Linked DNA regions of Homo sapiens: region 2 is linked to region 1. A link is a contact called in ENCODE Hi-C or POLR2A ChIA-PET data. All regions are on one chromosome and are shown on one strand. The core of a region is the stretch at or near the end of the contact, and the rest is flanking DNA. Distances in the headings are between cores, read along the strand shown.

Region 1 (5,234 bases), core at 1,439-3,938:
ACAGTAGGCTGGGGGATCAGGATTAAAATGTACTAACTACTGTGATATTTAACAGAACTCCTGTGTTCCCAGTTAACCCTCACAGGTACAAAATGAACAGAGCAATTAGGAGACAACACAGCGCAGGGAACAGAACTGGACTGGGAGGCAGGCAATTATGGATCAGCGCTGGCCCTTTTTACTCCATGTGTGTCCCCTAAGCTCTGTTCATTGGAGGTGGAAATATCTCTTCTGCTTCCCTTCCAGATTTGCTGTGAGCGTCAAATGAGAAAGAGAAAGTGCAGTGCTTGATAAACCACAAATGCTCTGCAAGCATTAAGTTGGCGGTGTCACCCTGAGGGACAGAGTCTGCAAGGCACACAAGCACCAACTCCCAGCCCTGTGAACTCTGTCTATGGCAAGACCAAACTTCCTGGTTAATAACAATGCAAAAATAACAGATATTATTCTATTTACAGATGTTTAGGGGTCAAAAAGTGAAAAAAGCCAATATTCTAGTAGTGTTACATTATTCTTTTATAAACTAAGCATTGTTTTTTGTATTCTCTAGTAAGAGTTGAAAACACCCCTACTGCACCTGCGTTTTGTTAGAAAAACTTCACCTGGGGTGTGAGAATGCAGGCCAAATGCATTGTGGGTGCTGAGGCAGTGAATTATCACCTGCTCATTATTGCTCTGGAAGAAATTATAGTTAGACTGTCTGTATACTATTCAGTGCTGATTGGTGCAATGTATATTAGTTCATAAGACCAAGGAAGCCTCTTTGGATTTGCTAATCAATACCAATCACTTAGGCCTTATTATAGAATATGTAGTAGCATAAAGAGGTGGTATGATCCTGTGCAAAGAGCTTGGGCTTTGGCAAAATTTTGACAGCTTTGGGCCTGCTGCATGATCTTGGGCCAGGTACAAAATCTCTCCGGGCCTTGGTTTTCATATCTGGAAAATGGGGGTTTTGTTGTTGAATTAACAAATGTAAAATGGGCTCATAGTAGACACTTAAAAATGCAGTTCCCTGGACCCACTCTCATGTATTTTGAAGTAATCCATCTGCATCTCTCTGAGTGGCCTGTCCCCCTCACACATAGCTCTTTTCTCTTCCCACACTGGGTCTCATTTCACGTGCACAGCAGCCCACTAGGGAAGGCCCTGCTATGCCCAGCATCCGCCTTAGGTTCAGATGGGCTTCCTCTCTGCTCCTGAAGCATTTTGATCACTTTCAGCTTGTGTTCACCACAATATTTGCCTTTCTCCCCAGTTAGAACCTGGAGGAAAGAAACTGTGTTTTGTTCTTCCCAACTTTGTTCCCTTAAGGTTTAACATTCTGTCAGGCACATAGATGATGGTCAAAATAGTAAGTAAATGACTGAATAAAGAAATGACAAATGAATGAATGATGTACAGCCAGTTCACATTCTCAAAGAGTATGTGCCTTCACAAAAGTGAACTTGATCATAAGTTTTGAAAATGAACTCAGGACATACTAGATCAGCCCAAACTCAATTTACAATTCAAAGTTGCTGCTTCTAAGGTAGGATAACAACAATTACACATGACTAGTATTTATTGAACACTTACTATGTGCTAGGCACTATGCTAATCACTCTGCATATCTCCTGTCGTTAGTCCTTGCAAGCACTCATGACCCATGCATTTTTATTATTCCCACGTTACAGATTAATACACTGAAGCTTAGGGGGGTTAAATAGCCTTCCCAAAGTTGCACAGCTGCCAGTGGCTGAGCTAAGATTTGAACTGTGTCTTTCTGATTCACAGACCTGCGTTCTAGCTCCCTTGTCGCCCTGAGAAAAGACCAGTGAGTCCTGATGGATACCAGTAACATTGACAGCCGCAAAGGAGTTAATGTTTGTATATACGGCTTGTACTGTAGTCTTATAGTGAACAAAACTCACTGTTACATAGTTGCCTATGTGAGTTCCACTTCCCCTGATCCGTGGTCTGAAGCTCTACCACTTTTTTTCTCATTCTCACCCAAGAGGGGCAGCTGAAATGAAACCCACCGTCATCAACCAGGAACTGAACTCTCAAAAGAAATGAAGAATCCAGGGGCAACGGCAGTCTCGCTATTCATTAATGGGTTTATTGAGAACTCTCTTGACATTGAGCTGTAACTACAACATTTAAGAAAATCTCAAATTTGAAAATAAATAAGTTGGCTGACATACAGACATTTTACATATGAATTTAATAAAATCAATTTTTCTTTTTGAAATATTTGGTAATCTCTAAAATATATCAACTGCAACCCAGGAACATTGTATCCCAAGTTGTGATTCATGAAATGAAACGGAAATGTATTATGTAATTCAGTGGGGAGTGTCCAGCACAGAGCTCATTAGGGCTGTTGCTGGTGATGTGGACTGCAGTTTGGAAGCTCTGTGGTTTGGGCACGCTTCTCACAGTCCTTACCTCCCCTTCCTCCGTGGACATTTTAACCAAATATCGTCACCCTTTTAAAAATATCATTCTTGAGCATTTTGCCCACAGATGAGGATAATTCAGGGGAAGACGTAGGAAAAACTCTGAATTGTTTCCTATCTCCTCTTGCTTTACCATTAACCTATCTCGTAATGAGTCAGGCTCAGAACTGACTCATGGCCTTTCTATGTAGTTCCTGGATCCAGACCAGGCCTAGCCCATATATTGCACAGGTGGACACCATGGTGTCATCTGAGGTGAATGCAGCCCAGAGGAGAAAAAGGGACTTCCCCAGAATCATACGGTTCTTTAATGTCAGAGCCAGAACTGACTCTGAAATCTCTGGATTTTTTTTTTTTTTTTTCAGTTCATCGCACAGCCTGAACTTGTAGTAAAAGCATAGTTTTCCCTACATATGGTAATTTCCATGAAAACAAATAAAAAAGTGAGGAAAAAAGCACTGATCTGTAAAATACTTTTCTTTCAATCCTATCTGAGATTTTATGGCACTTCTTTGTTTAAAATTTTTTTTATTGAGATAAAATTTACGTTGCATAAGATTTGCCATTTTAGCTATTTCAGAATTTACGATTCAGTGGATTTTAGAACATTTATAATGGTGTACGGCCATCACCACTACCTAATTCTAGAATTTGTTTTACCCCAAAAGAAACCCTGTACCTGTAAAGTGTTCACTCCTCCTCTCCCTCTCCCCTGAAACCCTGGCAACCATTAATCTACGTTCTGTCTCTATGGATTTACTTATTTTGGATATTTTATATAAATGGAATCATACACTTTGTGGCCTTATGTGTCTGGCTTCTTTCAGTCTGGTCCTTGCTTGGTAGTGGTGAATTCTCTCAGCATTAGTTTGCCTGGAAAAGACTGTATCTTTCCTTCATTTATGAAATTTAGTTTCAGTGGATACAAAATTCTTGGCTGAGAATTGTTTTGTTTAAGGAGGCTAAAAATAGGACCCCACTCCCTTCTAGCTTGTAGGGTTTCTTCTGAGAAATCTGCTGTTAATCTGATAGGTTTTCCTTTATAGGTTACCTGATGCTTTTGCCTCATAGCTCTTCTTTCCTTTGTCTTGACTTTATATAACCCGATGACTATGTGCCTAGTTGATGATCTTTTTGCAATGAATTTCCCACGTGTTCTCTGAGCTTCTTGTACTTGGATATCTATATCTCTAGCAAGGTTGAGGAAGCTCTTCTTGATTATTCTCTCAAAGACATTTTCCAATCTTTTAGATTTCTCTTCTTTCTCGGGAAACCAATTATTCTTAGGTTTGGACGTTTAACATAGTACCAAACTTCTTGGAGGCTTTGTTCAGTTTCTAAAATTCTTTTTTTTCTTTGTTTTTGATGGATTAGGTTAATTCAAAAGCCTTGTCTTTGAGCTCTGAAGTTATTTCTTCTGCTTGTTCAATTCTATTGCTGAGACTTTCCAGTGCATTTTGCATTTCTCTAAGTGTGTCCTTGATTTTTCAGAAGTTGTGACTGTTTTCTATTTATGCTACCTACTTCACTGAAGAATTTTCTTTTCATATCCTGTATCATTATTTTGATTTCTTTAAGTTGGACTTCACCTTTTTCTGGTGCCTCCTTGATTAGCTTAATAATCAACCTTCTGAATTCTTTTTCTGGCAATTCAGAGATTTCATCTTGGTTTGGATCCATTGCTGGTGAGCTGGTATGGGAGTGTTAACGAACCTTGTTTTGTCATATTACCAGAATTGTTTTTCTGGTTCCTTCTTATTTGGGTAGACTGAGGGAAGATCAAAGGGAAGATCTGGGATTCAAGGGCTGTTGTTTAGATTATTTTGTCCCACGGGGTGCTTTAGTGATGTGGTGTTCTCTGCCTTCCCCTAGGAATGGGGTTTCCTGAGATCTGAACTGCAGTGATCGTTTTTGCTCTGTTGGGTCTAGCCACACAGCACAGCTACCGAGCTCTGGGCTGGTCTGGAAAGAGTCCTGTGATGTGACCCATTTTCAGGTCTTGCAGCTGTGGATACCAGCACCTGCTCTTGTGGGGGTAGCAGGGGAGTGAAGTGGACTCTGTGAGGGTTCTTGGTTTTGTTGTTTAGCGCGCTGGCTTTGTATTGGTTTGGCCTCCAGACAGGAGGTGGCAATTTCAAGAGTGTATCAGCTGCAGTCCTATAGGGAGGATGCAAACTTGCCCTAGAGACACCTGGGTTAAGTATTCAGGTTTCTTAGGCAGTGGGCAGGGCCATAGAGCTCCTAAGAGATTATGATCTTTGTCTCTGGCTACCAGAGTGGGTGGAGAAAGACCACCAGGTCGGGGCAGGGATAGGCATGTCTGAGCTCAGCTTCTCCTTGGGTGGGACTTGCTGCATGTGGGAAATGGGGGTGTGGTACCCAGTTCAATGGAGTTACATTCCCAGGGGGATTATGGCTGCCTCTGGTGAGTCATACAGGTCATGAGGGAAGTGAAGAAAAGCCTGCAGTCACAGGCCTCATCCCACTCCTATACAGCCCACAGTCCTAAAGGCCAATCTCACTCCCACCATGCACCCCAACAGCACCAGGGCTGAGAGTTTGAGTCTATTTCCGGGCAGCCAGTGACCAGGGCTGAGAACTTGCCCCAGACCACGAGCCTCCCCCATTGAGAAAGCAAGCAGACTCACAGTTTTTTGGCATCTCAGGGAGTCTGCAGTGGTAATCCAGTTCCTTCAAAAGTCTGTGGATTCTCTTGGCTTTCTTGGTATGTTCATGTGGTAGTTCTTGGAGCAAAAGTTTACGATATGAGTCTCTACATGCTGCTCTGCCCAT
Region 2 (5,505 bases), core at 1,308-3,807, 73 kb before region 1:
GTTCAGAGTGAGTAATTTCTGTTGTTCTAAGTTCAATGATTCTTCCCTCTGTTCTTACCATTCTGCTGCCGAGTACATCCATTAAGTTTTTATTTTGGTTATTGTATTCATCAGTTCCAAAATATATTTTTCATTTATTACAAGCATGTTCATAATTACTCACTGAGGTAATTTTATGATAGCTACTTAAAATTCTTTTCAGATAATTCTAACATCTGTGTCATCCTGGGTTTGGCATCTGTTGATTCTCTTTTCTTACTCAAGTTGAAATTTTTCTGGTTTTGGTATGAGTGATTTTTTTTTTTGTGGTATCCTGAACGTTTTTGGTATTATGTTATAAGGCCCTGGATCTTATTTAAGTCTGCTTTAACAAGCCTCACCTGATATCACTCTGGAAGGGAAATGAGTGTCCTGCCTCATTATTGCCAGGTGGGTCCTAGTTCCCCACTTGACCTAAGTAGCAGGGAGGTGGGTGGGGAGGGATGAGGCAAGGGCATCTACTCCTTAGGTAGGAGTGGAAATTTAGGTTCCCTCCTAGGTTTTCATTTATATTACCCTAGTTGGTATAGGAGGGGTGCCTTCTTACTGCTCTCCATGTGGCTTCTACTGACATCACATACATGGGGCATCCTTTTTACCACTGGATGGTGAGAAGGTCCTGCCTCTCCATTAGGCCTCCTGATACAGGCATGGTGGAGAAAGTGCAGCTCATTACCATTTGTTGGGGGTAGAAGTTCAGAATTCCTACCTAGTTTCTACTGACTCCATGGGGAGAGGGCTCATTGCAGCCAGGCATGACCTGTGGAAAACCACTGGACTTTGAGAGACCAGGAGAAACCAACAGAATGCTTATTCCATTAAATAAGATCTTCTCTTCAGAAAGTCCCAAGTTTATTTTTCACTTGAAAATCCTGGCTTCTCACTTGTTGTCTGACACCACACCAGTGGTAGAGAGGTTTTGTGGTGGGTGGGTCAGGTTCCATGTTACAGCCAGGTGAAGAAGGTAAAAGTCCAGGCTTCCCACTCAGTCTTTGCTGATGAGGTTGGAGGTATGGCCATTTTTATCCCATGGTGTTTCTCTAGGGCAGAGAGGTCAATGTCTAAACTTCTCTGTCTTGCCAGGTTGTCCCTTCCTGTTCCTTTATCTAGAGAGAACTGGCACTAGTTGGAATTTTATTTTGCTTATTTGTTTGTTTTGGTTGGTGTTTTTGGATTGCTGGCTTCTCCAGCGCCCGATCTGGGATAGATTAGGCAAGAAAAAAACCAAGGGAACTCTCTATCATGTTATTACCTGGGTCCTGAGGCTCCTAGTCAGTCTGAATCTTTCTCTCTACATTTCAGGCTTCTTATGTTTTTGCTGTGTATACCGCCCAGGACTTTTAGCAGGAGGCACAGGGAAAACCTTCCAGCAGGAGTGAGAAACATTTTACAAGAAAAGCACCTCTATTCCATGCTCATTTGAAAGTGGAACTGTTCCCCTCCAATTTGTAGACCTTTATTATTATTATTTCTTCTGCTAATACTTTTGATATTGTGTGAAACTATGGTTGGTGATGGGGGGACATCCCTGTTTTTCTCTTGGCTTCTGAGGGACAGCCTCTCATGTGTATCCATTGAACTTCTTTTAAAGAAGTAGCCTATTTTTCTTTTGTCTTGGTTATTTCCTAAAGTCAAGAATCATTGCTGAGGCCAGGCGTGGTGGCTCATACCTATAATCCCAGCACTTTGGGAGGCCAAGGTGGGCAGATCACCTGAGGTCAGGGGTTTGAGATCAGGCTGGCCAACATGGCAAAAACTAAAAATACAAAATTACCAGCCCGGCCACCCCATCTCTACTAAAAATATAAAAATTAGCCAGATGTGGTGGCAGGTGCCTGTAATCCCAGCTACTCGGGAGGCTGAGGCAGGGAGAATTGCTTGAACCCGGGAGGCGGAGGTTGCAGTAAGCCGAGATCGTGCCACTGCACTTCAGCCTGGGTGACAGAGCGAGACTATGTCAAAAAAAAATCATTGCTGAATTGCTGTCAATTTTTTTTGGTATTTATGGAGAAAATTATGAGCACACATTTATCCCCATTTTATAGAGAACACAGCTGACACCTCAAGAAGCTGAGTGCCATGCCCAACATTACATAGCTCAGATGTATTCAAGCCGGGATTCTACCTCAGGCCTACCTGGCTTCCGAGTCCACAGATTTTACAACTTAGTATACTTGTGACACACAGAAAGGACAGTGACCAGGTGACTTTGTTGACACAGCTCAGCAGTTTATAGGTGTACAAGAGGTGATGCTGTGTGACATGATAGGCTCTGTGGTTTTCTGTCCTGCATCTGCTGAAGTTCAACATATGGCTTTTGTCATGATGCTCCTGTACAGCTTGCTTTTAATTTATCTGCTCAGGAAGTCTCAACTTTCACATAGTGTTTGGTTGCCAGTAGAAACCCATTGTGATATTATTTTCCAGCTCATCTCATCAGGGCCTGTCCAAAGTCCAGTGGTTTTCTCCACAGGTCATCTAATGTGAGTGAGTCAGAAGCCATGGCTGCTGAATCATAAATTTAGAATCCACATGGCTCCTGATTCTTTCTTTACTGTGGCCACCAGATCATCCTCCTTGCTGAGCATGACAAAGCACTAACTAGTGAATGGGAAACATATTTCAGGGAAGCTAACACGGAGGTGAAAAATAGACTTGGGCTTTCTGAAGAGAAGGTCTTATTTAATGGAATAAGCATTCTATTGGTCTCTCAGGCAATACGACAACCTTTTGGGTAGAGCTTCTCAACGGGGTGCCAGGGCATGCCAAGTTGCTACAAATGGATTACAGGTGTGTCTGAGATACTGATCCTCTTAATTCTTGGGGCAGCCGGGCAGGTTCTGGGGCTCTCCAGAGTTGTGGCCTAGTTACCTCCAGCTGTGAGCAGCTCCTTCAATTTACCCTGGAAAGCCATGAAAAAGGTATCATTTTCTATGTGCACCAAGAGGAGAAAAAGGCTGGGAGCACTGTTTGTGGAGATGTCTTCAGAGTCAGGTACCATATTGCGGAGTTGATGAGCTCCAGTTTTCTGATGCTGTGCTAAGCTCCATTTACATTAGAACTATAGTGCTTTCTTGGGGGTAGGGGCTCTTCTGATTGTAAAAACAAAGAGTAACAGAGAGTGTCACTGGTCTCTGTGAAGGTGTGAAGGGTATAGATGGTATTAACATGTCTTGTTCACCAAATCATGGAATTCTGGAATGAAGGTGGACATTAGCTGAAGCTGAGAAAGATAGTTTGATAAAAAGTTAAGAAAACTATAGTTATTTCATCCAATAAGTTTAAAAACTAAGAAATGAAAATACCTTCAAACTGAGAACATAGAAACCCAAAATCTAAAGGTCTCTATTGGTTGTTTTTTGTTTTGTTTTGTCTTGTTTTGTTTTTTTTGAGACAGAGTCTCACTCTGTTGCCCAGGCTGGAGTACTGTGATGTGATCTTGGCTCCTTGCAACCTCCGCTTCCCAGCTTCAAGCGATTGTCCTGCCTTAGCCTCTTGAGTAGCTGGGATTACTGGCACGTGCCACATCCCGGCTAATTTTATATTTTTAATAGAGATGGGGTTTCGCCATGTTGGCCAGCCTGGTCTCGAACTCCTGACCTCAGATGATCCACCCTCCTTGGCCTCCCAAAGTGCTGGGATTACAGGCGTGCGCCACTGAGCCTGGCCTTCATTGTGTTTCTAAGGGAATTAAGGGACTCGAAGGACATCCTTACCCTCTGAGGTTGCTATCAGGTAGATAACCAAATTCATTTCAGAGCTCCTGGCTCCACAGTCAAGGACACATTGTCCAGCTTACTGGAGCATCTCTACTCTTTTCAGTTCTGCTGTGTCTTGATTTCCTTTTTGAGCCCCACTGTAGCCCCTTCCTTTACCAGCTATCCCCACAGCCCTTGGGCCAGGGTAGCTGTTATCATCTACCCAAGCAGCTGAGAGTGGAGGTAGTTTCAGAAGTGAGCATTTAGAGAAGTCAGTGGAAAAATAGGTTTGTTGCCTATTAAGCGTCTAATGTTTTTGACTATTAATGGAATATTCTGTGTCATATTGGGGTTCTTTTGGGGGTAGGTAAAAAGATTCACTCTACTTAGAGCACAGATGAGGTAAGGAGGGACCAGGGTGGGGCAAGAACAGGAGGAAGCAGTGGTCACAGGTGGGGCTGGCAGTTTATGTCCCACTGGAGCTGGGGAAGTGGAGTATGCTATCAGACGGGCAGGCAGTCTTCAGTTATTATCTGTTCTCACCATTGCTGCTGCTGCTGATGCTGCTATTGTTATTAATACCATTATGTCAGCACCACATATTTAGGGCTGATTATGAGTGAAGCTCTGTGCAGAACCTTTCACCTGCATTACCTTACTTAATCCTCCTGACAGCCCTGCAGCTTTAGTGTCATTGTCCAGATGAAGAAACTGAGGTAGAGATCGGTGATCCAGACACACAGACCTGTAGGTGATCCAGATACACAGAGTGAGAACTTGAACCCTACAGGGCTTCAAGTTCCATGTGCTTTCACCTCATCCTGTTGTCTTCCTAATCAGGCAAAGTTTCAGGGGCAGAGATTGAAGAAATGGTGGGGTATTCCAACAGAAGGGACACAGCAAAAGGAAATCAGGATGTGTGGGGTAGAATGGGTCCTAGAACACTGAAGAAGTGAGCAGAGAGAGCTTTCACCTGGGGCTGTGGATTTGGAAGCCCTCAGTATAGGGGTTAAAGCCAAGAGAAGGAATTAGCATGTCTAGCAAGGGTAGAATGAGTGAGGAAAGCAGTGGGCCAAAGAGAAGGTTGGAAAACACAAACAGGTAAAGGCTGGGCAGAAGAGGAGAAGTCCAGGGATGGGCCTGGGAACGAGTAGCCAGAGACATGGGAGGGGAAGAGGAAAGAGAATGAGTGGAATAAAAATGGGAAGAACTTGGGGCATCTTGGCTGCCAAAGAGCTCTTGTCTTCCATTCAGGTGGCCGAGCTGGCACTCAAGGCTGGAGTGGCTTCCAATGCTAGGGGAGCAAAGGCCTCGTGCAAGCGTGCTGCCATGGCGCCAGAAGCAGAGAGCAGGTCTGGTCCTAAAGCCAACATTCCCTGCTCCCCACGGGAAGGTGAACTCTGTCCAGCTTGTTCCAAGCACAGTCTCTACTGTTTGTTCACACTCAGAATACTTTTGCTAAAGCTCTGCAAAGCACTTGGATGATGCAAATCACCACTCTTTGCAAAGCACTACACCAAGGCTGGCTACTTTTACTTCAAGCTGCCTGAACATAATTGTGTCTGGGAAGTGCTCCTATTCCTGTCTGTCATCAGCACCTTTGGATTCAAAGTTGATCAAACTGTTCACCTCAATCTTTGCAATTTATATGTTTTTAAAGCCCTGGAGGTTGTGGGTATGGTTAACTGAACACTTCGATGAGTGTCAGATCCTTGCCATTTTTGACACCTTCTGAACATCTTGAAGCTGTTGTACAGACAAATCCTCA

The links. A loop is a pair of places that touch in the nucleus more often than their neighbours do. ChIA-PET counts read pairs that join two places held with the same protein, here RNA polymerase II (POLR2A). Pooled maps may share reads with other maps.
Region 2: a map of mammary epithelial cell shows a loop between it and region 1 (12-fold over the local background). The contact joins two enhancer-like sites. A Hi-C loop is called at or near these places in 5 of 168 maps with a recorded cell type or tissue (Calu3, MCF 10A, PC-3 and 2 more), 1 of 37 single-sample maps with no recorded cell type and 3 of 50 pooled maps. POLR2A ChIA-PET finds 5 or more read pairs at or near these places in 5 of 52 experiments (AG04449, AG04450, MCF 10A and 2 more).

Annotation. Positions count from the first base shown.
Region 1 is chr2:19,535,970-19,541,203 of GRCh38, reverse strand. No RefSeq gene overlaps it. Among named protein-coding and RNA genes, the nearest start is that of LINC01808, 70 kb to the right of the region's middle. Within about 2 kb of position 2,688, at least 11 of the 41 ENCODE cell types and tissues checked have a DNase peak (open chromatin) inside an H3K27ac peak, as active enhancers do; they include PC-3, PC-9 and mammary epithelial cell, where a contact is called at or near this core.
Region 2 is chr2:19,609,028-19,614,532 of GRCh38, reverse strand. No RefSeq gene overlaps it. Among named protein-coding and RNA genes, the nearest start is that of LINC01808, 140 kb to the right of the region's middle. Within about 2 kb of position 2,557, at least 4 of the 41 ENCODE cell types and tissues checked have a DNase peak (open chromatin) inside an H3K27ac peak, as active enhancers do; they include PC-3, PC-9 and mammary epithelial cell, where a contact is called at or near this core.